Regions from separate parts of the Homo sapiens genome. Here regions 1, 3 and 4 are each linked to region 2. The links are chromatin loops, found by intact Hi-C in ENCODE. Cell type or tissue: heart left ventricle. All regions are shown on one strand. Links, peaks and the distances in the headings refer to the core of each region. The heading gives the core; the rest is flanking DNA.

Region 1 (7,726 bases), core at 1,603-6,602, 78 kb after region 2:
CTGTCAGAATTCTTGGTAGCACACAACAAAAATGAACTTTGGTTTATTAAGGATAGAGGGTGCTCACAGAAATATATAGAGGACTGGAGACACCCAGTCTTGAGGCTGAACTTCCAGAAAAAATGTCTAAATACCAGCCATAGGCCTGGTCTTATAAGAAAAGTACCACCACTGCAGCCACTGAGCACTGGGTAGTACAGTTTTGTTTTTTAAAATTTTAAATTCTTTCTCAGCTATATTAATATATAATCAACAAATAAAAATTATATATATTTATGGTATGTACAACATGATGTTTCACTCTATGTATACACTGAAATTATTAGATCAAGCTAATTAACATGTCTGTCACCTTACATACTTGTATTTTTGTGGTGAGAACATTTAAGATCTATTCTCTTAGTAATTTTCAAGTATACAATACATTATTATTAACTACAATTATCATGTACAGTAGAGCTCCAGAACTTATACATCCTTTCTGGCTGAAACTTTGTGCCCTTTGATCAACATCTTCCCATTTTCTCCCTGTCCCGCCCCTAGTCCCTGGCAACTGGTGTTCTACTTTTGCTTCTGTGAGTTCAAATTTTTTTAGATTCCACATATAAGTGAGATCATGCAGTATTTGTCTTTCTGTGCCTGGCTTATTTTACTTAGCATAATGTCCTTCAGGTTTATCCATGTTGTTGCAAATGACAGGATTTTCTTCCTTTTTAAGGCTGAATTATATTCCATTGCATATATATGCCACATTTTCTTTATCCATTCATCTGTCAATGGACATTCATGTTGATTTTATATTTTGGCTGTTGTGAATAATGCTGCAATGAATATGCAAGTACAGATACCTCTTCGACACACTGATTTCATTTCCTTTGGATCTATACTCAGAAGTGGGGTTGCTGGATCATATGGTGGCTCTATTTTAATTTTTTTGAGGAACCTCCACATTGTTTTCCATAATGGCTGTACTAATTTACATTCCCACCAACAGTGTACGAGGGTTCTCTTTTTTCTGCATGCTTGCCAACACTTATTTTCCATCTTTGTGATAATAGCCAATCTAACAGGTGTGAGGGAATATCTTCTTGTAGTTTTAATTTGCATTTGTCTGATGATGAGTGTTAAATCAAGTTTAGCTTAAAGTTGCCTCCTTACATATTTTAAGTTCAGCCTAAAGGGTTTTCTGTACACCATGAACTATATAACAAGTGGAGGTGTAACCATACTGTAACCTATACTTGTGCCAATCACTGAGTTTTGGTCAATCACTTGTAGCCAACTGTTCGAACTGTGTTCAAATAAGGCAAATGCCGAACTGTAATCAATCCAGCTGTTTCTGTACCTCACTTTCCTTTTTCTGTCCATAAATCTTCTCCCACCATGTGGCTGCGCTGGAGTCTCTGGGCCCACTCTGGCAAGGAAGGCTGCCTTGAACAACAAGTTCATGACTCATTTGTTGCTCAATTAAACTTCTTTAAATTTAATTCAGCTGAAGTTTTTCTTTTATTATTAGTGATGCTAAGCATTTTAAAATATACCTGCTAGTCATTTGTATATCTTCTTTTGAGAAATGTCTATTCATCTTCTTTGTCTATTTTGTAATCAGGTTGTTTTCTTGCTATTGAGTTGTCTGATATATATATATTTTGGATATTCATCTCTTATCAGGTGTATGGTTTGCACATATTTTCTCCTGGGCAGTATTAAATGTGGCTTCTGTGCCAGGAGCTTTGCCTTGCAGCTACTGCTGCTGCTGCTAGTATGAGAGAGGGAGGAAAAGAGAGAGAGGAAGAAAAAAGAAAGATTGAAATCGCTTAGTGTGAGAGAATTTTCTGTACCAAGCCTGGTGCGGTTCTCTGATCGGCAGAACCTTTGCTTCGAATGTGCCCACATGGCAAGGGACTATGTAACATTTTCAGCTCCTCTAGGGGTGACTGTCCATCTTCTCCCCACATCAAAACTCAAACAGTATGGAATTCCCCATAGAAAGGGGTTCCTCAGACGCTTCTCAAAAGAAGACATTTATGTGGCCAAGAAACATGAAAAAAAGCTCAACATCACTGATGATTAGAGAAATGCAAAATGAAACCACAATGAGATACCATCTCATGCCAGTCAAAATGGTGATAATTAAGAAGTCAAGAAACAACACATGCTGGTAAGGTTATGGAGAAAAAAGAATGCTTTTACACTGTTGGTGGGAGTGTAAATTAGTTCACCCATTGTGGAATACCTTGTGGTGATTCTCAAAGACCTAGAGGCAGAAATACCATTTGACCCAGTAATCCCATTACTGAGTATATACCCAAAGGAATAGAAATCATTCTGTTATAAAGACACATGCACACGTATATTCACTGCAGAGCTATTCACAATAGCAATGATATGGAATCAACCCAAATGCTTATCAATGATAGATTGGATAAATAAAATGTGGCACATATACACCATGAAATACTATGCAGCCATAAAAAGGAACAAGATCATGTCTTTTACAGGAACATGGATGGAGCTAGAAACTGTTATCCTCAGCAAACTAATTCAATAACAGAAAACCAAACATGACATGTTCTCACTTATAAGTGGGAGCTGAATGAGGAAAGCACACTGACATTGGGTAGGGGAACAACACACACTGGGGCCTCTGGGGTGGGGGTAGGGGGAGGGAGAGCATCAGTAAGAATAGCTAATGAATGATGGACTTAATACCCAGGTGATGGGTTGATCTGTGCAGCAAACCACCATGGCGCACATTTACCTATGTCACCTGAACATCTTGTGCATGTACCCCAGAACTTAAAAGTTGAAGAAAAAAAAAAAAAGAAAGGGATTCCTATTGGGAAGCTAAGGTGAACATTAGACTCCCACTTTAGGTTAAATATGTAATATTCCCAGACAAATCTTGACACTTCCTTTCTTGCATATGTTTTTATATGAGCCCAATTCCTCATTTTTTCCTCAAGGAAGTGGAGTGCAGCCTGTGCAATTGCTAACAGCATAATGTAGTTGCCTTTTTGTGGAAGTGATACTGAGTAAAAACTGAAATCTCCTGGGGTGTTTTCTTATCCTCAATAAAAACCTTCAATATTCTTATAATTGAAGTTTGGCTTCTTAGCACTGTTAAAAATATTTTCTTATTTTAGTGCCTAGAGCTACTTGTTTTAGTTTTATGGGTTTTTTTTTTTTTTTTCGGTTATCTGGTAGAATTTCAGGATATATACCATTAAAGGTGGGTGCTGCTTTTTTTGTGACTACAGACATAATCGGGGATTCTCTCTTTGGCTGAATTTCCTTAACACCAGATAATTATGAGATCTAGAATTCTGGATATGGGTTAATTCAAATTTACCATTGTCTAGTTATTAAGGAGTCAGAATAGCATTTACTGTGTAAATCTGGGCAATTGATGTTTCTGAGTTTCCTTTTTTGATGAATGGAAGTGATTCTTCTCAGGCTGGACTCTCAGGTGTTGGGAGAGTGGCTGAGATGACCGGCAGAGGGGAGAGGTGGAATGGAGGGGGAACCCAGAATTTTCTGACTCCTGGGCTCTGCTGTGCTTTTTACCTCCAAAACCATCATCCAGAAATCAAACCATCTACACTCTTGACTTTCAGCCTTTTTAGTATTTATTGTACCTCCCCAAATTGGCCATTTTTCTGATTTTTAGAAGGATGGATAGTGTATTTTGGTGGGAAGGATGAGAAGGTTAAAAAATATTATCTAAAATTAAAATGCAATATTTTGGAGAGAGAGATCTTTGGTTTAGATCCAAGCTGTAACACTGACTGTGTGAACTTGGGCAAGATATTCAGCCTCTCTGAATTTCAGTATCTTTCTCTGCAAAGTGGGGATAATAATGCTTGTTTTGTAGCCTAAGTAAATGTTGAATCCATTCTTCTATGGAGTTTATTCATGTGCACCAACCCTATCCCCCTTGTGGTGACTTTAATATCTTTTTACAGTGCTGCTGATGGAGGATGCTGTCAATCCAGAGTCTGACAGCTTCTTGCTCCTATGTAAGTCAAATGTCATTCTTGAAATCATAATAAACTTATCAACTTTTTTTGCATAACTTGATGGGGTTATGGAATTATAACTGCTTTGGAAACATTCCAGCCTAGAAGCTATATACCAGAACAAATGAGATCCTGGCCCAGTACCTCCTCCAAGGAATTCATTCTGCTTTTGGAGACTAGCACATGTATTTGCTTTATATTATGTTTCCTAAATTATATTTATTTCTTTATTTTAGAGTAATGCAATAATTTAAAAGAAAGGAGTATCTTGGCTTATTCCCCCTCAAATACCACAGCCTTCTTCATTAGGATGTTTCATTTAAAAAATAGTATTTGTGCATTCCCTGCCAACCTTCCAAAAAATTCACTGCTGGGCAGAGGAAGGGGTTGATAAATAAAAAGTAATTTGTTCATAAAATTTATAAGCCACTGGAAATGAAGGCCCTGGAAGAAAGTGCCAACTCAGCTTTAAGTATGAGATAATAATCAAAACAGCAAATGTACAAGTGCATTATGGTAAGAATAAATCAAACGGCAAGGCTCGATGTGAACAATATGGAAAAAACAACTAAGTGAAGAAATGTCAAATGAAGGATTACCTTTACTGTGGAACTACCTATTCAAGTCATAAATTCAGCCCAGGATTTCTGCTTCCTAAAACCTAAGGACTTCTACTGAACAACGACACTGCACCCGCAGCAACCACAACAGAAACAACAAAACCCTTTGTTTTCCTGCTAGCTTCTAGCAGTTTTGTTTCAGAGAGAGAGGCTTTTTCTGTGGACTGTGTCTTTTATTGAAGATTTAACCATAAAAGCAGTGCTCCTGCAAACTCTGCTTAGGGTTGGCAGTATATATCATCAATTAGATATAAGGTTGCTTTTTTTTTTTTTTTTAAACCAGCCTTTCCATAAGAGCTTTTGTTGACTATTTCAGTCTTGTTTTCCCAAAGTAAATGTTTCATTGAGTTAGCATGACTTTATTATAATAAAAACTGTATTTTTGTCTTCTGTCCCTTGACATTTATTCCATAGAACTAGTTTTTTCCTGACCCTAATTGAAAGAAAATTTAGGGCAAATTATTGTACACCTCTGACCACTTTTAGTTAACAGTAGGTCTTGCTCTTAGCATGTCGAGGCCAGTGTAATAATACAATCAGTAATTTCATTCAATGTTAATGCTTCTTCTCTTCCCCCAGCTTGGGCCAACTAAAAGTTGGCCACTGGCACTGGGCAAAAGGAGGCTTGGTTGGCCTCTTCTCTTTTTCTCCAACGTGCATCATACCCCACTTCCCTCGTCTTCAGAATGAGGCCACCATTTGGGATCATCTTTCAGGGAGAAGGTGGGAGGGGCTCGGGAGAGAGGAGTCCAGCCGCGGAAGGCCTTGGTTGACTAGTGCTGTTGTCAGCTGGCGGCTGAACCTGGGCTGGCAGGCATTTGAAGCCGATTGTCTTGGGGGGCACTTTGGTGGGTTCTTTGGGTACTCCTACCTCTGCAGAGCTCTCACTTGTAATCCGGCACTAAATCTGTTAGTTCTGCCTTAGAAATGTCCCCCAAATCCAATCATTTTGTATCTCTCCCACCACTTCCCCTGCTCCAAGACACCCCCAACTCTATCCTGCAGGACTGTGGTGGGTTTCCATGCTTCTGCCTGTGTTCCAGGAGTCTGTTTTACATGCAGGACAGGGATCTTTTCAGCATGTAGTTCAGATCATGTTATTCCTTTGTTCCAGGTGTCTGGTGGTCTCCTGTCTCATGCAGAGCGGAACTCCCAGGCCTCTGAGGGACCACAGGCCCTACACACTGCCTTGCCCCCGCCCTACATTTATGACCTCGCCTTTCACCACTCTCACCCCCCTCACTGTCCCAGGACACTGGACACCCCGCTGCCTCAGGGCCTTCCCATTTGCTGTTCCTTCTGCCAGAATTCTTTTCGTCAGATACGTACAAGGCTTATTCCCTCACCTCGTCTAGCCTTTTTTTTTTTTTTTGTGAGACAGAGTCTTGCTCTGTTGCCCAGGCTGGAGTGCAGTGGCGTGATCTTGGCTCACTGCAACCCCCACCTCCTGGGTTCAAGCAATTCTTCCTGCCTCAGCCTCCCGAGTAGCTGGGAATACAGGTGCCCACCACCACACCAAGCTAATTTTTTTGGTGTTTTTAATAGAGACGGGGTTTTGCCATTTTGGCCAGGCTGGTCTTGAACTCCTGACCTCAGGTGATCTGCCCGCCTTGACCTCCTAAAGTGCTGGGATTACAGGAGTGAGCCATCATGCCCGGCCAAGTCTTTGTGCAAATGTCTCTGCCTTAGTAAGCTTTTCCGTGATCAATCCATTGCAAACTACAAACCCTCCCTCCCCCAGGCCTCTCTCTATTCTCCTTTCATACTTTATTTTTCTCCATAACACATTATATTTTGACCTACTCTATATTTTACTCGCATAGTGTTTTTCTCCTCCATTAGTACATACTTAATAAAGGAAGAATCTTTATCAGTTTTGTTCATTGTTGTATCCCTAGTTCTTAGAACTATGCTTGGCACCTAGTAAGTGCTCAGCAATCCTTTTGAATCAATGAATGAATGTTTACTTGATCCTATGTTATTGTAACTCACCTGCATACATAACTAGCTCTCTTTCTCAGCTCTTGAGAGTAAGGTCTAGGAACTGGTCATTTTGTGTTCCCTACATCTCTAGCTCAGTGTCTGGAACAAAATAAGTTCTCAATAAATATTTATTGAATAAATTAAAGAATGAATAAATCAGGAAAGATTGCTGGAAATGTGGAAAACAAAGAAACAGGAGTAAAGTTTCAAGGCAGATAATGTGGTTCAGATATTTCAAGGAGAGGAAACCATGGGATTTAGGTTGGGAAAGGGGGCTGGGGACCTTTGAGGAGCATGGAGTGGAGGGTGGGCCTCAAGTTGCAGTGGGTGGAGGTGACTGAACATAGATGGTAGGATGTGGAGAACTCGGTCCAGAAGAAGCATATGAGGGAATGAAATTGAATTTAGCCTGATGAGAAGATGGTTGGGGGAATACATATATACATATGTGTATATATATATATATATCAGCCTACAGGAAAACTGAAGGTGTTTGTAAGCTGAATCTTTAGTGGAGAGAGAGATTAATCAAGACAGGGGATAGATGAGGAATAAGATTTGGGAGGGGGCAGAAGGAGTGTGATCAAGCCAACAAGAGAACTGGTCCTGGGAAGCAGTATGGCTACCTCTTAGTCTGAGGTAGGAGACATTCCCTGGTCTTTGCTTGGATGGACAGGCATGGAGAGAGGGAGGGAGGGAGGGAGAGAGGAAGCCACCTACCTACTATCCATCCATTTGTCTGTGTCTTTCTACTTGTCTAGTCATTCATCCATCTGTTCACCCATCCATCTTTCTATCTATCTATTCATCTCTCTAACATTCCATTTTTCTCAGAACCCAGCCAGGTCCTTCTGATGCTCATCCTGAGAGATGCTGGGGCAGCAGGTAGTATTCTGAGGTGGGGCTTAGGTATAGATAACTTTTCTCCAGGCACTTGCAGCCCTCCATGGCAAGATGGGAGTTTTGTGTCTTTTGAATTGTCCTGCACAGTGATTTCTCTAGCCTAAAGATCACTGAGTCAGATATACACAGTGCATGATGAAAACAACAGCTTTCTAGTATTTAGAAATTAGGCTTTTCAAAGTACCTAAAAATCCAAAATCT
Region 2 (7,726 bases), core at 1,672-6,671:
AAATGTTGGTCTCACAGTGTTTGTGCGTCCTCCAGCACCGGGAGGAGATGCGCTGCAGCTTGTCCTAAGATAGATGGAAGGTTGTAACTCTTTCTTGTCAAAAATGAAATTGCATGAAATTCTTCATTCACTATGCAAGCAGAGAAGCTGAAAGTATAAGTAGAATGGAAAAACAATCTTTCCCTCTTAAGGTCCTGAGGAAGAGAAAGTCTTTGTTGTCAGGAGAAATAAAGCTGGAATTGGGTAGCATGGAGCACTAATGATAGTAACCAGTGTTATTAGTTCTTTGTGCAAATGTGTGTGGAGCACGTTTAGGAGGTAGAAGTGGGTTGTGTGGAACAGAAATACGGACGCCCACATTTTAGTCAGGAGAGGCTGATGCATGGAGAGGAGATCCTGAGATTGGCAAAGGGAGAGTGGGCCTGAGAGAGGCCCAGGAATCCTTGGACTGGAGTGTACCAGGACCAACGCTCTGGGGCTGTGTGGGGCGGGAGAGAGGAGAGGGTAGGCTGGAGCCAGAGAAGGTGTGAGGGTGTGTTTGAGTTGGCAAGTGGGTGTGGGAGTGGGTATGAGTGTATGTGGGAATGTGTCAGTGTGTGAGAGGATGTGTAAGTGTGAGTGGGTGTGTGTGTGAGCGGATGTGTGTGTGTGAGAGGGCATGTGTGTGTGTGTGAGAGGATGTGTGTGTGTGAGAGGATGTGTGTGAATGTGTGAGAGGTGTGTGAGTGTTTGAGAGGATGTGTGTGTGTTTGAGAGGATGCATGAGTGTGTGAGAGGATGTGTGTGTGAGAAGATGTGTGTGTATGTGAGAGGATGTGTGTGTGAGTGTGTGAGAAGACGTGTGTGTGTGAGGATGTGTCTGTGAAAGGATGTGTGTGTGTGAGAGGAGGTATGTGTATGTGTGTGAGAGGATGTGTGTGTATGAGGATGTGTGTGTGTGAGAGGATGTATGACTGTGAGTGTGTGAGAGGATTGTGTGTGTGAATGTGTGAGAGGATGTGTGTGTGAAAGGATGTGTGTGTGAGAGGATGTATGTGTGTGAGGATGTATGAGTGTGAGTGAGGATGTGTGTGAGAGTGTTAGAAGATGTATGAATGTGTGTGAGAGGATATATGTGTGTGAGAAGATGTGTGTGTGTGAGAGGATGTGTGTGAGTGTGTGAGAGGATGTGTGTGAGAGGATGTGTGTGTCACTGTGTGAATGTATGTGTGTGTGAGAGGATGTGAGTGTGTGTGAGGATGTGTGTGTGAGGATGTGTGAGAGGATGTGTCAGTGTGTGAGAGGGTGTGTGAGAGAAGGAATGTATATGTGTGTGAGAGGATGTGTGTGTGAGAGGATATGTGTGTGTAAGGATGTGTGTGAGAGATGTGTGTGAGTGTGTGAGAGGATGTATGAGTGTGTATGTGAGGATGTATGTGTGTGTGAGGATGTGTGAGTGTGTGAGAAGACGTGTGTGTGTGAGAGGATGTGTCTGTGAAAGGATGTGTGTGTGTGAGAGGAGGTATGTGTGTGTGAGAGGATGTGTGTGTATGAGGATGTGTGTGTGTGAGAGGATGTATGACTGTGAGTGTGAGAGGATTGTGTGTGTGAATGTGTGAGAGGATGTGTGTGTGAAAGGATGTGTGTGAGTGTGAGAGGATGTATGTGTGTATGTGAGGATGTATGTGTGTGTGAGGATGTGTGTGAGAGGATGTGTGTGAAAAGATGTGTGTGAGTGTGTGAGAAGATGTGTGTGAGGATGTGTGTGTGTGTGGGAGGAGGTATGTGTATGTGTCAGAGAATGTGTGTGTGTGAGGAGGTATGTGTATGTGTGTGAGAGGATGTGTGTATGTGTGTGAGAGGATGTGTGTGCGTGTGTGAGAGGATGTGTATGTGGACGATGTGTGTGTGAGAGGATGTATGAGAGTGAGTGCGTGAGAGGATGTATGTGTGTGACTGTGTGAGGATGTGTGTGAGTGTGTGAGATGATGTGTGTGTAAGAGGATGAGTGTGTGTGAGAGAGGATGTGTGTGTGAGAGGATGTGAGTGTGAATGTGTGTGAGAGGATGTGAGTGTGAATTTGTGTGAGATATATGAGTGTGACTGCGTGAGAGGATGTGTGTGTGAGTTTAGGATGTGTGAGTATGTGTGAATGTGAGAATGTATGCATGTTTGAATTGTGAGAATCTATGAGTGTATGTTTGTGAATAATGGTGTACGTTTGTCTAATCAAAGGAAATCTCATGTTTGAGACCACTAGTAAAGGATTTCTCCAAACTTCAGGATTCCTGGAATTTTAGCCAACAATATTCTCTGATATCAGCTTTACTGTGTTGGAGACACTTTCTCTGGAGCAGCTGCATAGAACGGTGTTGGTGCAGAAATCTGGAGTCAGCCTGCTGAGAGGCCTTCTCTGTGTGAACCTGGGCCAATAACCTCTCTGTCCCTTAGTTTCCTTGTCTCTGGAATGTGGATGACAGGAATAGTTCCTACCTTATAGGGTAGTTGTGAGGGTTAAATAAATGAGTTAATGCACCTAAGGCGTTTAGCATGTTGCCTGGCACATAGTAAGTGCTAAATAAATGTTAATTGTTATCAAAGTGTTGGGTAAAAGGAAACTTCATGCCCATTCTGGCTGTCATTTAAAAACGACTTAATGTTTGATTAAAATAGTCACATCAAAGGTCGAAATATATAACAAAGTGGAACGTTTCTTCTCACCTGTGTCCTCCATTCCTGCAGTTCTCACACCCCTATAAACATGTAACCACTGGAATTAATTCTTTGGGCAAACTTTTAGAAATACTTCATGCTGTAATCCCAGCACTTTGGGAGGCCGAGGCGGGCGGATCACAAGGTCAGTAGATCGAGACCATCCTGGCTAACACGGTGAAACCCCGTCTCTACTAAAAATACAAAAAAAAATTTAGCCGGGTGTGGTGGCAGGTGCCTGTAGTCCCAGCTACTTGGGAGGCTGAGGCAGGAGAATGGCGTGAACCCGGGAGGTGGAGCTTGCAGAGAGCCAAGATGGCCCCACTGCACTTCAGCCCAGGTGACAGAGCAAGACTCTGTTAAAAAAAAAAAAAAGTAAGAAATACTTCATGCATGTAGAAGCAAACACAAACATATCTCCTCCTTCTTACACAAATGACAGTGTATTATGCATATTGTTTCTATGCTTTTCCTTCACAAACATAACGATGTGGCGATCTTTCTATATTCTTACCGAATGAACTTCCTCACTATTTTTTTTAAAGCTGCATAGTATTCCGTTGTTTGGATCCACCATAACTCACCTACTCATTTTCTTTTGACGGACATTTAGGTTGTTTACAACGTCTTCCAAACTGTCTGACACGATGTTTTTACAGCCCAAATACTGGGCAGAGCCGTCTGCATGAAACATTTCGAGGAGATTATCCATGAACTATGGAAGAGCCGAAAAAAGTTCTTGTATCCTCTCTTTTTCCCCGCTTTTTGCTGTAGTAAACTGTAATCAGTCCAGCCAAGAGGGTTTTATGGGATTTGGGCTTTGTACCATCAACATTCATTAAATAATACTGGAATTTGTTCCTGCCACGGATGAAAACTTAGCCAGTTGGTAATAACTTACACATTTGCTGCCTGAAAAGGAGCAAACAGCCGGTAAGGGTGACTTAACGTGGACAGTCCGGTCACCCTTCCCCAGCACGGTGTCCATTCACCAGCAGAGGGCTCTCTCCTTTTGGGAAAAATACAAATGTCTCCGGGAAAGGTTTTAAACTTCACAGCCGGGCACCGAGTGTGGTGTTTCTCTTCTCTGCAGTGGATTGGTGTGTCGCTCCCTTGAATATTTAGGGATTAGCTGAATACTGAATTTGTCTGTGTTTTGAGTGTGTTTATGTGTGGGGTGTTGTGGAGAGGAAGAGAGTCCAGCATTCCCCAGAGGTCTGAGGAGAAAGCCTGTGACTTGATCCAGAACCAGGGATTATAGTTTTTCCCTTCTTCAGTGTATGAGGCATCCTGGCCTTGTCCTGTGTTTCAAGATTAGAAACCACACACATATATCCCAGTTTTCTGGGATATGCTTGTGAGATGATCGGGCCGTAAACCCTGTTTATATGACCCCTGGTGACTGCTCTTTCAGGTTAGTGTTCCCAAAAAGTCAGGTGAAAATCTGTCTCATTACTTTCAAGGGGAAGAGGAAAAGCACTGACCACCCCCCTACCCCAACACTTTTTTTTTTAAGGACAGAGTCTCACTCTGTCACCCAGGCTGGAGTGCAGGGGCGCCATCTCAGCTTACTGCAACCTCTACCTCAAACAATCCTCCCACCCCAGCCTCCTGAGAAGCTGGGACTACAGGCACATGCCACTATGCCTGGCTATTTTTGTATTTTCTGCAGAGGCGGGATTTCAGTATGTTGCCCAGGTTAGTCTTGAACTCCTGGGCTCAAGCGATCCACCTGCCTCAGCCTCCCAGAGTGTTGAGATTACAGCTGTGAGGCACCATGCCCAGCCGGCAGTGCTGACATTAATTTAGCATTTCCTGAGGTAGTCTAGTGAGGTTAGGCCACTGAGTCCTACTTCTCTCCATTCTCATTGGGTTGATATTCCTGCCCTTTCCATCCCAAACAGTGCAGTTCAGGAAACCAGGCTGAAGAATGTGAAATACATCGCCCAAAGTCAGACACGGAGGAACAACTGCTTCGGAGCTAGCAATTTCCTGAGCTGGAATTGCACCACTGGCCTGTAGAATCCAAACTGTTTTCTACCAGAACAACTCCTTCCCTGCAGGAAGCAGGGTGTGCACAGCTGAACCCTGGTCTGAGAAGGTTGAAGTCACTGACTCAGCCCCAGCAAGGAAGTTGCCCTTCGACTTCTGACCTCTGGCCCTGTTTGAAAACCAACTCAAATCGTTTTTCTTTTTCAGGTAAAGACAAAATGATGCCATGAATTTCTATTTTCTTTTATTCAGGGCACACCTAGGCTAATATTGAACAAACTTCAAGGAAATGGAAGACACAAGGGTTTTGAGAAACTGAATGTAGAGCCTGCCTCTTGGAAAATGGTCCATTCCCAGACCTGAGTCATTAGGGCAGGTGCACAGAGCACCTGCACACTGGGCGATTGCCCAGAGGTTCTCCAGCTAGAGGGAGTGGAAGACCCCAAACTGGTAGTGTCACCCAGACCAAAGCTGGCCTCTCGGTCTTAATTTTTTTTTATGTTTTATTTTTTGAGATGGGGTCTCACTCTCTCTCCCAGGCTGGAGTGCACTGGCCCGATCACGGCTCACTGCAGACTTGACTTCCCCAGGTCAAGTGATCATTGCACCTCAGCCTCCTGAGTAGCTGGGACTACAGCACACAGCACTACACCCAGCCAATTTTTTTGTATTTTTTGTAGAGGCAGTATTTCACCATGTTACCCAAGCAGGTCTTGAACTCCTGGGCTCAAGCAATCCACTTGCCTCAGCATCTCAAAGTGTTAGGATTACAGGCGTGAGCCACCATGCCCGGCCCCTGTCTTATTTTGATTAGAGAAAGAAGCAGCACAGAGCGAAGAGGAAGGGTGAGGCAGGCTCGTCAAATGAGCCCTACAGGTGCTTTTCAACGCCGTTCCTTGTAATTTTGCACAGACAGGGAGGAGACTACTGGGAACTCACTAGGTATTATATAACTAACTTAGATAACTCTTCATCTTGTAAAACTCAGAAACACCTGTTACACTGCTTTTAAAGTCAGTTGTACTAGGTTACCTCACAGGATTTTGAGAAATGGTTTTCTCTTGATTACTTCTTTTCCACTCACAATGTTACACACCTGTCAAGCATGTGGCAACAATGTTTGTTCAAATCTCTCTGGAGTTAGAATAAAATTATGTGCAAGTTTCTACTGAAAAAGAATTATTCAAGAAATGAATGTTTAAAAAAGCAGTTGTGATTGATCCATTTCCAAAGTATTCACACTGATGCTGATATGATTTGAATTTGTATCCCCGCCCAAATCTCACGTTGAATTGGAGGAGGGGCTTGGTGGGAGGTGGTTGGATTATGGGGGTAGATTTCTCCCTTGCTGTTCTTGTAATAGTGAGTGAGTTATCAAGAGATCTGAGGGTTTAAAAGTGTGTGGAACTTCCCCTTTTCTCTCTCTTTCTCTCCTGTGACCATGTGAAGAAGCTGCTTGCCTCCGCTTCACCTTCCACCATGATTGTAAGTTTCCTGAGGCCTCCCAGTCATGCTTGCCGTTAAAACTGTGGAACTGTGAGTCAATTAAACCCCTTTTCTTCATAAATTACCCAAGCTCAGGTAGTTCTTTATAGCAGTGTGAGAATGGACTAATACAGATGCTTAGTTTATGGGTTCTCAAACTTAAGCGTGTGTCTTGAAACACAGATTGCTGGGTTCCATCTCCAGGGTTTCTGATTTTTAAAGTCTGAGGTGGGCCCTAAATTTTGCAGTTTGAACAACTTTGCTGGGGGATGATGATGTTGCTGTTTCAGGGACCACACCTGGGAGTTACTACCTCACTTACTGCAAGATTGTTAAACTCAAGATAGTAGAAGTATTGTTGTTTGTCCCTACACTGCCTTTCCCTTAGCTGGTAGGAAAAGTTCGTAATTAAGACGGCAGGCTCTGAATGCAGACAGAATTGTGTTTGAATGCTTCCTCCAACACTTCAACTACTGTGATCTTGGCTACATTTATTTAAATTCTCAGAACATCAGTTTTCAGGCCTAAAGAAAAGAAATAGTAGCATCTAGTTCATAGGGTTGTGTGTCATGAGACCAAATATATAATTGGCTTAGCGTCTATTGTATACTATATTGACATCTAGTATATATACAATAAGTGGTAGTTATTTCTAAGAGTTCTTGCATATCTTTGAAGCAGCTTATTAGGTTTATTAAAAAATAGACCAAAATTAAAAGAATTAAATGTAAGGCATGGTTACTTTAATTTTTTTATTTTTTTATATTTAATTTTTAAATTTTTTTCTTTTCTTTTTTTTAAATTATACTTTATGTTCTAGGGTACATGTGCACAACATGCAGGTTTGTTACATATGTATACATGCTCCATGTTGGTGTGCTGCACCCATTAACTCGTCATTTACATTAGGTATATCTCCTAATGCTATCCCTCCCCCCTCCCCCCACCCCACGACAAGCCCCGGTGTGTGATATTCCCCTTCCTGTGTCCAAGTGTTCTCATTGTTCAATTCCCACCTATGAGTGAGAACAAGGGCATGGTTACTTTTAAATAACTGGGGAGGTAGTATTATTTTTAAAATATTATTTTAAAAAACCCACTGATGAAGTACAGCTCTGGCATGACCAATCATTACTATTACTCAGGTCAAAAGAAAGCCCAGAGCCTCTGAACACATCAATACTGAGGAGATGGGGGAACATTTTAGAAAAAAAGATTACGTAGAGGCAGGGGTTGGTAGTTGTTTTTTTTTTTTTAGACAGAGTTTCACTCTTGTTGCCCAGGCTGGAGTGCAATGCATGATCTTGGCTCACCACGACCTCCGCCTCCTGGGTTCAAGCGATTCTCCCGCCTCAGCCTCCCGAGTAGCTGGGATTACAGGCATGTGCCACCACACCCAGCTAATTTTTTTGTATTTTTTAGTAGAGACGGGGGTTTCTCCATGTTGGTCAGGCTAGCCTCGAACTCCCGACCTCAGGTGATCTGCCTGCCTTGGCCTCCCAAAGTGCTGGGATTACAGGTGTGAGTCACCGGGCCTGTTGAGTTGGTAGCTTTTAAA
Region 3 (7,726 bases), core at 1,768-6,767, 310 kb after region 2:
TCATGGCCCCTGCCTGAATTAATTATCATTATGATGGTTACAAAATGACAATTTTCTATTTCTAAATTTCCTACTCATTTATTAGTTGGTATTCTTCTCTAAAGAGGAGTGTTCCATTCTTCTTCCCACCTTGATTTTTCAAAATATCAGAAAATATATTTGTTCCCTCTAATATGTTATAACCACTTCTGTCATTTGTCATTTTGATGTTTAAATTATCCCAGTTTTCCCAGTGGGAATCCTTTCAAGAAGAATCCTGTGTCTTCTTGACATATCTCCATCTTCCTAAGAAATAAATTTTTGAAATAAAAATAGGTTTATATTGATACCGCTAGGACCAATTCAACACCACAACACAAAACAAACAAATGAAAAAGCAAACATGTCAGCTAAACGCAATGTGAGATCTTTGATTAAACCCTGGAGGCGTGTGTGTGTGGGTGTGCGGGTGTGTGTGGGTGTGTGTATGTGTGTATGTATGTACTTAGATCAGCTGCATAAAACTATAGGGACAATTGAACTTAAAAAAGACCATATTAGAGAATAGTATTATATCAATGTGAAATTTCTGAAGTATGATATGAAAGGAGGAAAACCTTTTGTTGAGATACTCACCTAAGTATGTAGGAGGGAAGTATCCTGAAGCATGGGAAGCTAAAACAATGAATTCTCAAATGATTAAACAAAAAAAAGTGTGTATATGTATACAGAGAGATAAAGCATATTTGGGACAATAAAAATAATTAGTGAATGTAGGTGAGCAATATATGGGTGTTCATTTTACTGTTCTTGCAATTTTCTCCAAGTTAGAGTATTTTGAAAAGAAGTTGGAGGAGGGATGCTGGGTTGCATGAGAAAGACTGTGGAAGACAGGGCTGGGGCTGCACTATACACTTTTAACATCTGCAGGGCATCCTAGAGGGTTCAGAAGGACATGCCACATGGGAAGTTGGCTGGGGGCAAATAGCAGAAAACAGAGCATCTGGGGCAGCAGCTCACTCACAGTGATTTAGGGTCTGCAAGCCTTGGGATTTTAACAATGCAACTATTTGTTTTAAACACACATGTAACATCATTTCATTTTATATGCATACTTTACACATGCAACATTAGGGCCAAATTCCAGCTCCATCCCAGTCCCAATCACTTGATGAGAGGGACATTTATTGGCTTATCTGGCAGATGGGTTTTAGTCCAAAGCTTCTCTTCGTGAATGATTTCAATTCTTGCTCGTTAATCTTCCTGTGAAATCACAGTTAAAGGATTGTGGGTGAACACATCTAAGGTATCCAGTGATCAGCAGTACAGCTTATTTTCTGTCAAGTATGACTTTGTCATTTTTATCTGATACTTACCACACAGCCTCATGCAAAAACAGGTTTGCTTCACCACCACCCCTCCTTCCTGCTCCCCCTTTCCCAGGCCCAGATACAGATTTGTATTCTTGGCATCCTGCTCTTGTTTGATGAGTTTTAGGAGGCTCCAATTCTTGTTTTGTCCCCAGGAGTAAAGCAGCAACTGCTTTAAACTGATAACGACATGATTTTGCTGCCCTATAGACAGTCATTTAAACTCTGTGATATGTGGCCACTGCCTCAAAATTCAAGCAATGGAAATGACATCATTATCAGCCAACTCTTCATGATGAAAAATGACCCACATTAGGAAACAATCTGAACCCAAGGAAACTTTGGTGATCAATCATCACAATTATAACGTGCTGGCCTTTTATGTAAATCCAACCCACAGTGAAGCAGGATTTGGATGGGAGAGTTGGGGGAGGAGAAATCTAGTGGAAAAAGAACATTAGCACAATGTAATTAAGCAAAAGGGAAAGCTTCAGATAATATATGTTTCTCAGGGGACCCTGATAGACCTAAGCTGAAAGGATTGCATCATCATCATTAAAAGCATTTGTTAAATGCCCAGAGCTACAGAGAGATGGGCTGGGCTTTGTGCTGCTTGAAGTTAGTTGAAACAGGCCAAGCCCCTTCCACCAGGAACTTGAGCCCTCCAGGAGCTACCTGGTCGATGAGTAGTGGGCAGGGACATTCCCTCACTGCAGGGGAGCAATTATAACTGCCAGAGGGTGATGTTGCAGCTTTGGAGTGCCTGGCTTTCCCCATTCTACTTTAGTCCCTTCGGGTCATTTGTCCTTTTCAAGGCTGCATGGCCAGCCACATGCTCAAGCTGGTCTCAGTATGAGGTAGAAAGGAGTGGGACTGTCACCATCCATCTGCAAGAAGGCAGAGTGTTTTCAGAGAGCAGAGGAGTTGGGGACTTTGGTGATGAATCATGCCTTACCCGAGGGCATGTATGATTGCACCTGGCCAGCTTCACATGTCTGCATTTGATTCTTAGAGTTTGTGTTTTGTCTATTACCTTTTTCTCAGACCTGGAAAGGTGTGTGTGTGTGTGAATGTGTATGAAGAGTTGCAAGGAAGGTGAGGAAGGACAAAGGGATAACAGATGTGGCTATGTTGGTCCCAGAAAATTGTAGAGAATAAGGCATCTCCTGGTTGCCTATACCTTAGGAAATGTAAAAAGCACAGGGAAGTGAACACTCAGCTCAGCTCAGCCATCCCTTATCAAGGCCTCCAGAGGCTGCAGGTCCATCCCATGGCATGGTGGCTCTGGGCTAGTGAGTGCTCCAAGCAGGATCTCCACATGATGGCCTCCATCTGGCAACACTGGCTCCCCTTCAATCCTATTTTTTCTTAAAATCTTTGTAGTGTCATTTCTACTATGCTTGCTCTCGACTCTACCTATGAAACCTCTTATATATGCACTTCTTATCCTGAAATCGATGTCCAGATTATGAGGCCTTGGCCTACTTCCTCACCTCCTATTCAATACTCTCCTACATGATGCAAATAACCCTTTTCTATCTGCAGACCAATAAAACTGGAAATTTCCCTCTAGGAGTTTGCTCCTTGCATCTAAAGTTCCACCCTCCTATTGAACAACATATTAAGCTTTGTGTGGACTGGTTATTTGATCTCTTTCAGAGTAAAGAGAGGAGCATCCCAGAGAACAAGGCACTGCCCCACTAGGGCAGATAGGATGGGTCTCCAGGGAAAGGGGAAGACGGAGGACCCTAAAGGAAAAATAATATGGAACATGACTTCATGTTGACTCACTGTTCTAACTCTTCACACCAATCATGTCTTTTAATCCTTACACCAATTTTATGGGACTATATAGGAGCTTTATTCTTCCCTTTTGCAGAGGAGGAAGCTGAGATTCAGAGAGGTTAAGTGACTTTCTCATGATTACATAGTTGGTGGGCAGAGCTGGGATTCAAACCTTGGTAGTTCAACTTCTAATACGTGTCTTTCATCATTACACTACTCCAGAGAGGAGAAGCACCTGTTGGGGAGAACTTTGTCAAGAATCCTGGGAAGTAGGTTCTGATACTGCAATTACCCCTGCCCTGCCTCCAGCCCAGGGTACCTTTGTTGTCTCTGGTTGTATCACAGATGTGTGTCCCGGTGGTGGCAGGAGGCCATACCTATCTAGATGGAATGATGGGCCTGATGGCAGAGGCCTCACTTTGTTCAGGTGGAGTCAACTCAAGCAGCTGTGGGATCTTACCCTTGGCAGAAGCCAAGAACCCTCCTTGGGTCACTTTTGGACTTACAGTACTAGCAGCTTTCTAATCTGACCCATCGTGGCATTTTAAACACTGCCAGCAAATGCCCAACTGATTTATCCATGGCAATTAATGAAATCATATCTTGGGATCTGCAGACGTCGTTGGGCATGCATCAGTTGACCTCAGCTGTAGTCTGTGGCCACTACGGAGAGCACCATCGGTTCAGTTAGCTCGGTGAGCATGTGCTGCTGAGTCTTCTCTCACTGTGGTGAGGGGCCGGGGCAGGTTGCACTGTCTGCATGGGAAACACCCTCCTTCACTCTGGGCTAAAGAGGAGGGGAAACAATTTTTTGGAACATTTCCTAAAAAATAGGCAATCTCCTGTGTTCCTCAGAGTAGCTGATGTCCAATCAGCTCTGCCTGTGCTCCCCGCAGTCAAGAAGTTGGTTTCTTTGGATGTTTTGTGTGGCAGCCCTGGTTCATCCCAAACACCCACCTCCATCCCTATAGCTTCAGGCCTGGCTGGGGAAGGGCTATGTGGGACATGAAACGATCATCTCATAGCTATGGTTTAAATCATGCTTTATCTCATGAATAATCCATACGTGGTTACCAGGAGTCATTAATAGTTGTCAGTCTTCATTTTCTAGGTGGTGGGAATTGGGGAGGGTGAAAGAAACATCACTAGGTCTGTTGTCCTCTCCTCACCAGCACTACTCCTGTGACAAGATCAGGTCTTTCTTCCCCACCTAGCAAAGACAGGGGCCATGGGGATTCTCAGGAAATGTTGGGTTGGAAGGGGCAGAAATAAATCACTATAGCTGGGAGCATAGAGTCTGTGTAGAGGAAGTGATCTTCCTTCGTTCATAAAATCCCCATCCATTTGTACCTTTGGTGAGAATACTACTTTCTCCCTGAGGTCTATGGGCTGTATTATCATTAAAATTATCATGATATTTATATTAACTGGCTCACAAAGTACATCACCCATCAGGTCCAGTTTGCTTCTTAAAGCTGGAAGAGTGAAGAGTCCCCCTGAAATTCTTGGGCTCTGTTTCTTTCCATTAAGTTCTTTTGTATATGGTGTATATTCATGATCATATTTTAAACCAGATAATTTTTTCATGCCTCGTTTAACTTGTGTGTCTTTTCAGAGCCTATACCTTGGTCAGGTTTCTAATCAAAGCCAGATAGCATAGGTGAGTGTTGGGATGTGAGGGTAGTAGGGGTTTTGGTGACCAGTACTCAGTGGGTAGAAAAAGGTGAACAGTGTAGTGCTGGGAATGCTGGGGTCAGAAGATCTCGGATCAAGAAATAACTCAAACAGGTATTAGCTGAATGACCTTGGATTTGACTTAAAACTTTCTGAACATCAGCTTCTTATCTGTAAAGTGGAGATAATACTTACCTTGAAAGGTATTGGGAAGGCTCAAATAAGATAAGGTATGGGGAACGGCTTTGGGAACTATACAGTCTTACATATGTGAAAATTATGGCTTCTGATCTTAAGTGTGATCAAATAGTTCTTGAAAGAAAATGGTCTAAGTATGGGGCTTTGTTAAACAGATATTTCTTATTGATTTTTCTCCTAACAGGATTTAATGTATACTCTGTTGTTTTGTGTCTATTTTCTCAAGATATAGGCAAGTTAATAAAGCCTGTGCTTGGCATTGTGTTTGGCAGGGCCCTGCACCTTGCCAGGCCAATGTAGAAACGGGTCGGAGACCGAGCATAGGCAGTGTAACCCAAGAAGTGGGGGTGTGTCTTGGGAAGATGGTTCCTGCCTGATTGCCACGTTGGACCTCTGACCTGCCCCCCGTTGTCCACCTCTGCCAAGATTTTGAGCCACCTGATCTCTGTGGCCAGGTCTTTAGAGGTTTGAGGCTAGGGTCACATCTGTGGCCAGAGTCTGCAGGCCTATCAGAAAGAGAGGTGGTTTGACATTTGAGGAATTGTTCTGCTGTCTACCATGTAGTAAGTGTTGCTGATGGCAGGTGCTGACCCAAGCACTTTATGTGCATTACCCCATTAAATCTTCACAACAGTACTGCAAGGTAGGAGTTATTATCATCTCCATCTTACAGATAAGGAAACTGAGCTCAGAGAGTTTTAGGTCAATTGCTGAAGGTTGACAGTTAATAGAGTGCAGATCAGGAGTCCCATGTGGGTATGTGTGATCCCAAAGGTTGCTCTTATACCAGAATGCTGCTCCAGTGTCTTGCCCAGCTGGGACTTGACAGCAGCCAGAGCCTCAGATCAAACAGTGAGACCAAATGTGGCACTAGGGAGTATCCTCCTCTTGCTGAAGGGAAGAGAGGCAGAGGACTGGGACTGCATGTGACTTCCATCTTGTGGCACTGAGGTACAAGACCCGACATCAGTCATAAAATGAAACATGTCACAGGCCAACTCAACAGGGCTTAAATTGTATGGCTGTACATAGTCCATGTGTACCATGGGTACCTGTGCTTCAAAATCTCTTCTTTAAAGTTGTAACTGGCCATTTAAAACATTTCTTTTCCAAGTAGCTACCCCCATATTTTTTGGGTGGTTTAGAGTGGGAGTGGGGTGAGCTGAATATCATTACAACTCTTTCTTTTAACCTCTTTGATTCTGATTTCGTATTGTTCACTCATAACTTATAAGTTATTGTCTAAAAGGAAAGGAAAGGGATGAGAAAGGAAAGACAAAGAAAGAAGCAGAATGAGAGAAAGAGACAAAGAAAGAGAAAGAAAGAAAAAACGTCAGTTTTTTGTTTTTTTCAAGCAAGATAAGGAAAAGGAGAAAAAGAATGGGGAAAAGCCAAATGTGATCCAGGGTTGAGTAAAGTAGCATGAAACTGAGGACTTTAATGTCTGTTACACCCACCTGAAACCATCACATAAATCTCTACATTACATTCCGCTAAACATGTCAGAAATGCAACTGTGCTTGCAAATAATTGCTGCCATTGAATGAATCCGCCCTGGCACATCCATTTGGGCTCAAAATAACCCCTGTAACCTAAGAGTAAATCAGTGACTGGACACCCAGTGCCAAGCATAATCTCAAGCAACATTTAACTAGGTTCAATATTTATTTCCCTGCCTTGAGTCACTTTGAAATGATCTGGACTCAGTTCAGACAGGACCAGCCCTAATTTTATGGTGCTCTTGGAATCATTCCAGCAACATGAGGGCTCAGATGTCAGGGAGTTCCAGAAAAATGAGATCCCTCACAGAAGATTTCACAATTTAAGGCACCGTCCTTCCAACATTTTGCAATATGTGGGCTTTCTACTGAAGATGTAACTTTTTCAGAGGCTTTGAGGACCCTTAAGAAGTATGCCTCACCCACACTGAACTCCTACTTCATCCCTAGGGATGGGGTGGGCAATGTTAACCTGGTTAACAGCTTGCATAAATAAAATCTCTTAATATCTGCAAATAGGAAAAGACAGGCCCTCAATTTACCCCCATTTTTCAAGCAAATGACATTTCCCAAACAATTATGGAAGCCAGATTTGGGAAGCTTCAAGCCACATTCAAACAGCAGATAACACTCCTACAAGTTTGACAGACACAGGAACACATCAAACAAATAGCAGCCAATTCTCAAGCTTTTGTATCTCAAATGCTCAATCAATAGAAAATCAACCAGTTTTATTGTACACCAGAGATAAATCTGAAGATGGCAGGATTGACTTATAGCTCCCTGTTAAAGGGATATTGAGCTGACATTGAGTGACCTCACACTCAGCCGTAACATTTATCATAAAAGTCTGACATGGTTAAGTGAAGTGATTGATATTGGCCCATCTTGCTCTAAAATGTAGGCTTTCATCTGTTTTAGTTGGGAAAAGAGTAAAGGACCTCACTCATGGAATTAAACATCTTCCTTTTCTTTATTTTTCCTTAATCTATTAATGGTTATCCTTAATTCAGCATAATGGCAGAAATTCTAGAGTCTGTGAAACCTAGGTTCATATCCTAGGGTCATCACTTATCAGCTGTTGAGCAAAATTTTAAGCTCCTCTAAGGGAAAGTTTCCTTATCTGTAGAATTGGGAGAACTGAGTGAGATAATGTAGTTGAAGCAATCATTAAAGTACCTAGGCACACACTTAAGAAATGTTAATCATATTATTATTATA
Region 4 (7,726 bases), core at 982-5,981, 170 kb after region 2:
GTCCTATCCTATCTCCAGAAAAATCTGAGCAAGCAGCAATTGTAATTAATACTTGATGAGTGATGCCCACTGGGGGTTAATTCCTGACATCCCAAAGCTCTGAATGGGTGGAACACATGGTATTGGTTGGGTGTTAGACATGCTTACTAATGAATTCACTTTACTTATTTTGGCCTTGGGGTTAGTCAAGGAGAGAAGCTCAGAAATAAAGTAATGCCCTAACACTGCCTCCCGCAGCTGATTGTCTTTCTTTCTTCTTGTTTCATTTAACATAATATATTTGAGGTTCATCCATGTTGTCACATGAATCAGTAGTTCATTTTTTTATTGTTGAGGGCGAGTCTTGCTCTGTTGCCCAGGCTGGAATGCAGTGGCACAATCTCGGCTCACTACAACCTCTGCCTTCTGGGTCCAAGTGATTCTCCTGCCTCAGTCCCCTGAGTAGTTGGGACTTCCCAAGTACCTGGGACTACAGCTACTGTGCGCCACCATGCTTACGCTAATTTTTGTATTTTTAGTAGAGACAGGGTTTTGCCGTGTTGGCCAGGCTGGTCTTGAACTCCTGACCTCAAGTGATCCACCCACCTCAGCCTCCCAAAGTGCTGGCATTAAAGCGTGAGCCACTGTGCCTGCCCTGTAGTTTATTCTTTTTTATTGCTGAGTAGTAGTCCAATGCATGAATATGCCACAATTTGTGTATTAATTTTCTTATTGATGGACATTGAGTTGTTTCTAATTTGGGCTATTATGAATGAATATTCTTTCACAAATCTTTCTGTGGACGTGTCCCTCCCTGCTTCCCCAACCCAGGGTAAATACCTAGGATTAGAATTTTCTACTACTAATAAAGTTAAGACATGCACTTCATTTTATTGGAAACTACCAAACAGTTCTCCAAACTTGTACTACTCTACCTTCTTATCAGAGTTCCTGTTGCTTTCCATCTTTATCAACATTTTGTGTTTCAAGTATTTTTTTAAATTTTAGGTATTCTGGTGGGGGTTGAAATGGTATTTTACATATGTTAATTTGCATCTGTCTGATGACTAATGATGTTGAGCACCTTTTCATGTGGTTATTGGCCATTCATATATCTTCTTTTATGAAATGTCTGTTCATGTCTTTTGCCAACTTTTTATTAAATTGTACAGAATTTTATTGTTGATTTGCAGGATATTTTAAAACATATTCTGTATACAAGACCTTTGTCACATATGTGTGCTGCAAATATTATTTCTTGGTCTATGGCTTAATTCATTTTCTTAATGGCATACTTTAATGAGTAGAAATTTTCAGTCTTGTTGAAGTCCAACATATCAATTTTTTCTTGTATGGCTTTTTGCATCCTGTCCAAAAAGCTTTGCCTACACAAAGGTCACAAAGATATTCTCTTACTTTTTTTTTCTAGAAGACTAATGGTTCTGGGTTTTATATTTAAGCCTATGACCCATTAAAAAATTATTGTTAATATATGAAGTGAGAAAAAATTTAGTGAAAAATAAAACTCAAGGCCAGAAGTCTTCCAGAAGAAAACAGCCTACTCTCTAATTTGCAGTGATAAATTAATGGAAAATCTTGTGGCACCCTTGAGATGGAGTAGCCAAGGGAAGAGCTTCCCTTCCTTCAAGGGTAGATACTATGGCAGCAACAGGTGATGGTGAATCTTAGTTGTGTCCAGTGAAGTAATGACTTAATACGAAGTATTTACAGTAGAGGCAGCAGCAATGCTGAGTACATGTGAGAGAAAACTGAAAGAACTCCTAGAAAAAGCTGGAGGACATTTTTGGGGACCTAATATGTATATTTAGAGCAAGGGTCTCTCTCTGTTGTCCAGGCTGGAGTGCAGTGGTATGATCATAGCTTACTATAACCTCAAACTCCTGGGCTCAACTGATGCTCCTGCTTCAGCCTCCCAAGTAGTTTGGATTATGGTCACATGCTGCCATGCCCTAACTTTTAATTTTTTATTTGTAGAGACAGGGTCTCGCTATGTTGCCAGGCAAATTTTGAACTTCTGGGCTCCAGTGATCCTCCCACCTTGGCCTCCCAAAGCACTGGGATTATAGGTGTGAGCCCCTGTGCCTGGCCAGGGGTCAGAGTTTTTGAATAAAACCAGCAGGGGTGCATGCCACTACAATTCTGGTATTTACAGGGAAAAGGTGACTTTATCTTTGTTTTTATTTTTGATATTGAAACAATTATAGACTAACAGAAGAGTTGCAAAGATAGTACAGGGCATTCCTGTAGACTTCTCATCCAGCTTCCCCTAACGTTATGGGAATTTTTTTGGGGGGAGAGTCCAAGAACCATAGTGAGTGAATGTGAGAGTAAGAGGGGAAAGGAAGAGAAGCCAATACTGGGTGAATTAATGAGCAGGTTTCTGCTATGGGTAAATAGGACTTGGCCCTACTAGGGACTCTTTAAGAAACTGTATAGAGCACATCTCAGAGCTGTCCTATGGAGGGGTGAGCAAGTTATCCAGCAATTTCTAACCCTCATTAGTTGAGGGTCACTCCTGGGATAGCTCCCTGACAAGTGGGCAGAGCACCACCTCCTGATCAGAATGTTCCTTTAGGCCATGAGACTTAGGCAAGAAACTGTTGGTGTGTCTGTGGGGGGACAGCCTGCAGAGGGCTCAGATGATAATGGTACTGTTTGGGGGTAGGGGAAGAGGGGAGCATTAACAAGGTCTGCTAGACTTTTCAACGGACCTGAAGTTTGAGTAAGAGTTTACTGGTTGCAAGTGACCTCTGAAGAGACAGACCTTTCCAGACAAAAGGAGTAGAATGTACAAAGATTAAAAGAGAGTATGATAAATTCAGTGACATGATGAAGCTGTTTTGAGAGTGTGTGGGAAGAGGGCTAAAAGGCTAGAGAGAGGTCAGGGAAGATGCACGGGATGAAATACAAGGGTCTTCTATTCCACATTAGCAATCTTGAACTTTATCCTGATGGCCAAAGGGAATTTTTGAAGGGTTTTAAATAGGAGAGTAATATCAATTTGCACTTTTAGGAAGATTATTCTGGATGCTATGTGAAAAACAGATTAGAGGGTGGTAAGATCAGAATCATGAAAACCAGCCAGGAGATTGTCTCAGTAATTCAGGTGAGAGATGATGGTGGTGAACTACGATAGTGCTCACCAGGATGGAAGAAATGCTTGGGAGTTGTAATTAACAGGAGTTGCATCAAAATGGGGAGGTGGGAGGTGAGGGAAGGTGGAATATAAATGGGGGAGATGATGAGGGAGAGAGGAAGATAAGGAATATGACTTCCACACTCCTGACCCTGCTGTCTATTATTCCCTGAGATAGAAATAGAGTAGTGATAGAGGCAGGAGGAGGAGAAACTCTAGGCAGATAGGGGACATCAGAGAGGCAACTTGACTTTGGAGGAAGAGGCAGAGAGGCAACTTGGCTTCAGGGGAGAGAAACCTACCCTTCCCGTCCCGTTTCGAGCTCCCCTCTCTGCTGAGAGCTGCTTTCATCACTCAGTAAAATTCTGCACATTCACCATCCTCCAATTTATCTCCATGACCTCATTCTTCTTGGATATTAGACAAGAATTTGGGACCCACCAAGTGTGGATACCCAAAAAGGCTATCACACTGGCTTGTTTCCCTTGCTGGCGGGAGGTAGCCACCCCCCTCGCCGAGGCAAAGGGGCCACTGAGCTGATAGCACACTGCTGTCCATGGTTGGTTGAGCTAAGAGAACACTGTAACATGCCCTCTGGAGCCTTGGGGTCACAGGCACCCCTACCTGGACACTGCCACGGGGCCTGCACAGAGTTTGTTTCTGCTGGCACCAAAGTGGCCAGCAGGTTCCTGCAGTCACTCACTTGCATGTTCCCTCCTGCGAGGGGCTGAGCATGATTGGCTGAGTAAACATGGCACCCCTGTTCTGCAAGGGGGTCAAGGAAAAATCTTGCATCAGTAGGAGGATAAATGTGGGAGTTTGGGGCCTTGTAAATGTGAAGTGTCAGTAGGAAATCCAAGGGACAGTTACTTAATAAACAATAGGATACAAATGTCTTTGATTCCTTTGGTCGATTCAATCTGCAGGTGTAGATTTAGGGGTGGGTAGCTTAAAGACTACCACAGTCTTACGACTGAAACTGTAAGATCAGGTGAGATGGCCCTGGGAGATTGTATAGCATGAGATTTACGGGAGGTAGAGGAAAAAAACCTGTAGAAACATGAATCCTAGCAGGGCTGCCATTGAAAGCGTGCATTGCTTTTTCATCTGGCCATGAACAAACCTCCTGTCTCCTAAGTTTCAGAAAATGGCACGCAGAAAGGCAGGTAGGAAGCTGCATGCGCGTGCCTGAGGCCAGGTTTTCCTGATTAAAGCTCTCCTTGGGCTTGTGGTGTTGCCCCTGTGGCTTTCCTTGGCATGGCCTTTTATTTTGAGAGAACCTTTTCAGAGGGGCTGATCTTTTCTTCTCATTTCTTCTCTGCTTCAGCCTTATGCTATAATATTTCTGTTGGCCACTTGCCTTTCTTTTTACCAGTTGGGACTAGTTGTATTCTCATAGCTATTTTCCCTCCCTCTGTTTTAGACAAATAAAAAATGGAAATGCCAGGTTTAAAACAGAGGGTTTGCCAAAGATGTGTCTTCCTTTGCTGACAAGAGAAAGAAAGTGCACGTGTGACAGACCAGCCCATTTCTAAATCTAAAGGCACATTGGCTGTCCTGGCTGTGGGGGAGTGAGGGTGACTCCCCGCTTTGTGAGGGTAGAACTATCTTAAATAATACCAATTTTGCACTTCTCCTTGGTAAGTGAAATTCATTTTCCAACATGAACTGCAAATTGTGATTTATTAATAGCCTCCCCAAGGTATTCCACTGGCCTAATCCAGTCTTGCCCTCTGCAAATTGGTTTTGATTCTTCACATTTAGAAGAGACTTTTGCTATCCTTGAGACTAATTGTTATTCCTACTCATACATGGATCTCCTCTCCAACACATTCTAAGCAGCCCCTTCAATTTGGGGGTGACGAGGAGGATCTATTTGTTAAAAATCCCTTTCTTTTCCCTGCCGTGTCTGTTTTGTACTTCAAAGTCACGCAGAATAATTCCAATACTTATTCTAAAAGAGAGGCTTTCAAATGCTTAAATTCATTTATTTAAACTCTCCTAAGGTGGTAGCCTCCTCTTTTTCCTCTCCTCTCTTCTCTTAAGTTTTCCTACTTTCCTCTCCTACAGGATTTACACATGCCTTATACAATTTAGTCACTGTTTTTTTGGAGTTAAACCAAATCCAATTCTTTTCACTTTAGGTTCTACAACCAAGAGGGAATTCAACAAATTAAAGTGACTACAGTTGTGAAGATACTTAAAACTAACTATTTGGGGTACCACATTTCTGTGAATATAGCCTTAAGTCCATTTTTTTTTTTGGAAACAACTTCTTGCCTTATATTCTGTTGACTATAAAATAAAAGTTTACATTATTTTCATGATAACTGCCGTCTTCCTTATCCTGCAGTTGTGTGGAAGACGTTATATTTCTCCCAGTTAAATGGCATCTTGGGAAACCATTGTTCCAGTTTGTTTCTCTCTTTTTGGCTCTTGATTCTGTTATGCAAACTATTAGCTATTAACCTCAAGAGCTTGTCATGTGTACACCTGAGCACTATTTCCTCTTCATATTTAATAAAAGCTGTTTAGAAAAAAATGTTGAGGAAGGAAAACTGCAGCAAACTGCCAGGTGCCTATGTCTACATTAGCATTATTCTATTAGTCAATTCCCTTTGGTTAATATATAACTTAGCTAAAGTTAAGTTACATTATGCTGCAGTAACAAACAATTGCCACGTCTTAGTGGCTTCCAACAACAAGAGTTTATTTCTTACAATTTGTGCTGACTGTGGTTCAGCTGTCACTCTGCTCCATTTGTCTTCATTACAGGGCCAGCAAGAAGAGGTCCCAATCTGGGATATGCTTTCCTCATGTTAAAGGGAGAAAAAGATATATTGCTAATGGTATGGACAGGAGGCAAGGAAATACTGGGTAGGAGAGGGTGGTTCCCCAGCAAAGGCCCCACCCTCAAGCCTGGAAACCCATGGCCCTAAATGGGAACAGGCATTCCTGTTTTTGCATCCAAATATTTGGCCCACCACGCCCCCCTATCCTGTACCCATTTAAACCCCAAACCTCAGGTCCTGTAAGCAGATGAGCAGATGAACAGAAGAGCAGAAGAGCAGCACAGCCGAGAAGGAATGAATGGCACAGCAGAGAAGGAGAGAAGAGAAGGAGCATCTGAACGTTGAGAGTTCAACTAGAAATGGTCAGAGAGGAGACTGATCATGGGATAGCCAAACTCCAGGAGAAGATTATGTTCCCACTCCATCCCCTTTCCAGATCCCCAATCCATCCCTCTGAGAGCCACCTCTACCACTCGATAAAACCCCTGCATTTACCATCCTTTGAGTCTGTGTGTGACCTGATTCTTTCTGGACACCGGACAAGGACCTGGGTAGAAGAAGACACTAAACTGATTAACACTTTAGCCATCAGGAGAGCTAAAGAAGCACTGTAACATTCCCACTGGGGCTTCGGGAGTTGCAGGCACCCACCCATAGATGCTACCGTAGGGCTGGAGCCCAAAAGTGCTCACCCTGGCTCCTGCATCTGCCCGTCTGTGTGCTCCCCTTCCCATAAGGGGTTTGAGTGTGCAGCAGCTGAATATATGAGCCACACCCCTGTTGCACATCCTGTGAAGGGGTCAGGGAACTCTCCTGTTTCACTAATTCATATACACACAATGGTTCATAAAGCTTCTGCTCAAATATACATGTCCCCTCACCTCCTGTTGGCCAAAGCAAGTCATGTGACCAATCCCAGCATCAATGGGAGGAGGATGCATACTCGTGCAGGAACGCTGCAGAACTCATATGGAATGAGTGGCAGTGAATAATTAGAAACACTAAGTCATTTGGTAAAAGTATGTATCATTTGTGTAACAGTTTCCAAAGTGTCTTCACATCTCTCTGTGTCAATTGCCACAACCTTGAGAGAAAAGGGTTGCTTTCTCTATTTACCAAATTAAATCCTGAGACATGAAGTGTCATCTTATCACTAGCAAGTATAAACCACAAATAAAATTCTAAAGTCCCCCCAGCCATCTGAATGAAATTCCTCCTCCTTGGCCAGGGAGCTCTTAAAATTTAACCTGAGAGATTGGTTCAGGCCATGATGGGAAGTGGGGGTTGAACATGTCACATCACACCTCTCTGGCATTAACATCAACACAGACCTTAAGTTTGATTAGAAACCTTTATAATCTATTTTCTGTGAAGCCTGCTACCTGGAGGCTTCAGCTGCATGATAAGACTTTGGTCTCCACAACCTCTTATTGCAACCCAGACATTTCCTTTCTATTGATCTCAGGTTTTTAGATAAACTCAACCAATAGCCAACCAGAAAAAATTTAAATATACCTGTAACCTGAAATACAACTTGAAAGAACTCCTGCTGTGCGCCCACACCCTCCACCAGCTTTGAGTTGTCCCACTTTGCTGGACAAACCAATGTACATTTTAAATGTATTTGAGTCTCATGTCCCCCTAAAATGTATATAAATCCAAGCTGCACCCTGATCACATTGGGCACATGTTCTCAGGACCTCCTGGGGGCTGTGTTTATGGGCCATGGTTACTCACATTTGGCCCAGAATGAATCTTTTCAAATATTTTACAGAGTTTGACTCTTTTCATCAACACA

Evidence for each region. A loop is a pair of places that touch in the nucleus more often than their neighbours do. Peaks named below come from ENCODE experiments on the same cell type or tissue, not always from the same donor. Only the 100,000 strongest peaks of a DNase experiment are listed, where the experiment ranks them.
Region 1: it touches region 2 in a loop (7-fold over the local background); 12 of 110 quality-filtered maps call a loop at or near these places.
Region 3: it touches region 2 in a loop (2.3-fold over the local background); 3 of 110 quality-filtered maps call a loop at or near these places.
Region 4: it touches region 2 in a loop (2.1-fold over the local background); 6 of 110 quality-filtered maps call a loop at or near these places.

Annotation. Positions count from the first base shown.
Region 1 is chr5:68,881,311-68,889,036 of GRCh38, reverse strand. No RefSeq gene overlaps it. Among named protein-coding and RNA genes, the nearest start is that of LINC02198, 140 kb to the left of the region's middle. In heart left ventricle, for the core only: a CTCF peak has its summit at 3,954; no DNase peak of the experiment used is centred there.
Region 2 is chr5:68,959,033-68,966,758 of GRCh38, reverse strand. LOC107984116 (a long non-coding RNA gene) reads left to right here. Exons shown (of 3, transcript XR_001742709.2): 2 at 4,596-4,890; 3 at 6,133-6,219. Among named protein-coding and RNA genes, the nearest start is that of LINC02198, 67 kb to the left of the region's middle. In heart left ventricle, for the core only: CTCF peaks have their summits at 3,483 and 3,682 (motif pointing right); a DNase peak (open chromatin) is centred at 3,698; H3K27ac peaks cover 214 bases.
Region 3 is chr5:68,651,691-68,659,416 of GRCh38, reverse strand. The region is part of intron 2 of LOC105379013 (a long non-coding RNA gene); the gene reads left to right. LOC105379010 (a long non-coding RNA gene) reads right to left here. Exons shown (of 3, transcript XR_007058808.1): 2 at 1,095-1,242; 3 at 201-285. Among named protein-coding and RNA genes, the nearest start is that of LINC02198, 370 kb to the left of the region's middle. In heart left ventricle, for the core only: no CTCF peak of the experiment used is centred there; no DNase peak of the experiment used is centred there.
Region 4 is chr5:68,791,310-68,799,035 of GRCh38, reverse strand. All of the region lies in intron 2 of LOC105379013 (a long non-coding RNA gene), which reads left to right. Among named protein-coding and RNA genes, the nearest start is that of LINC02198, 230 kb to the left of the region's middle. In heart left ventricle, for the core only: no CTCF peak of the experiment used is centred there; no DNase peak of the experiment used is centred there; H3K27ac peaks cover 323 bases.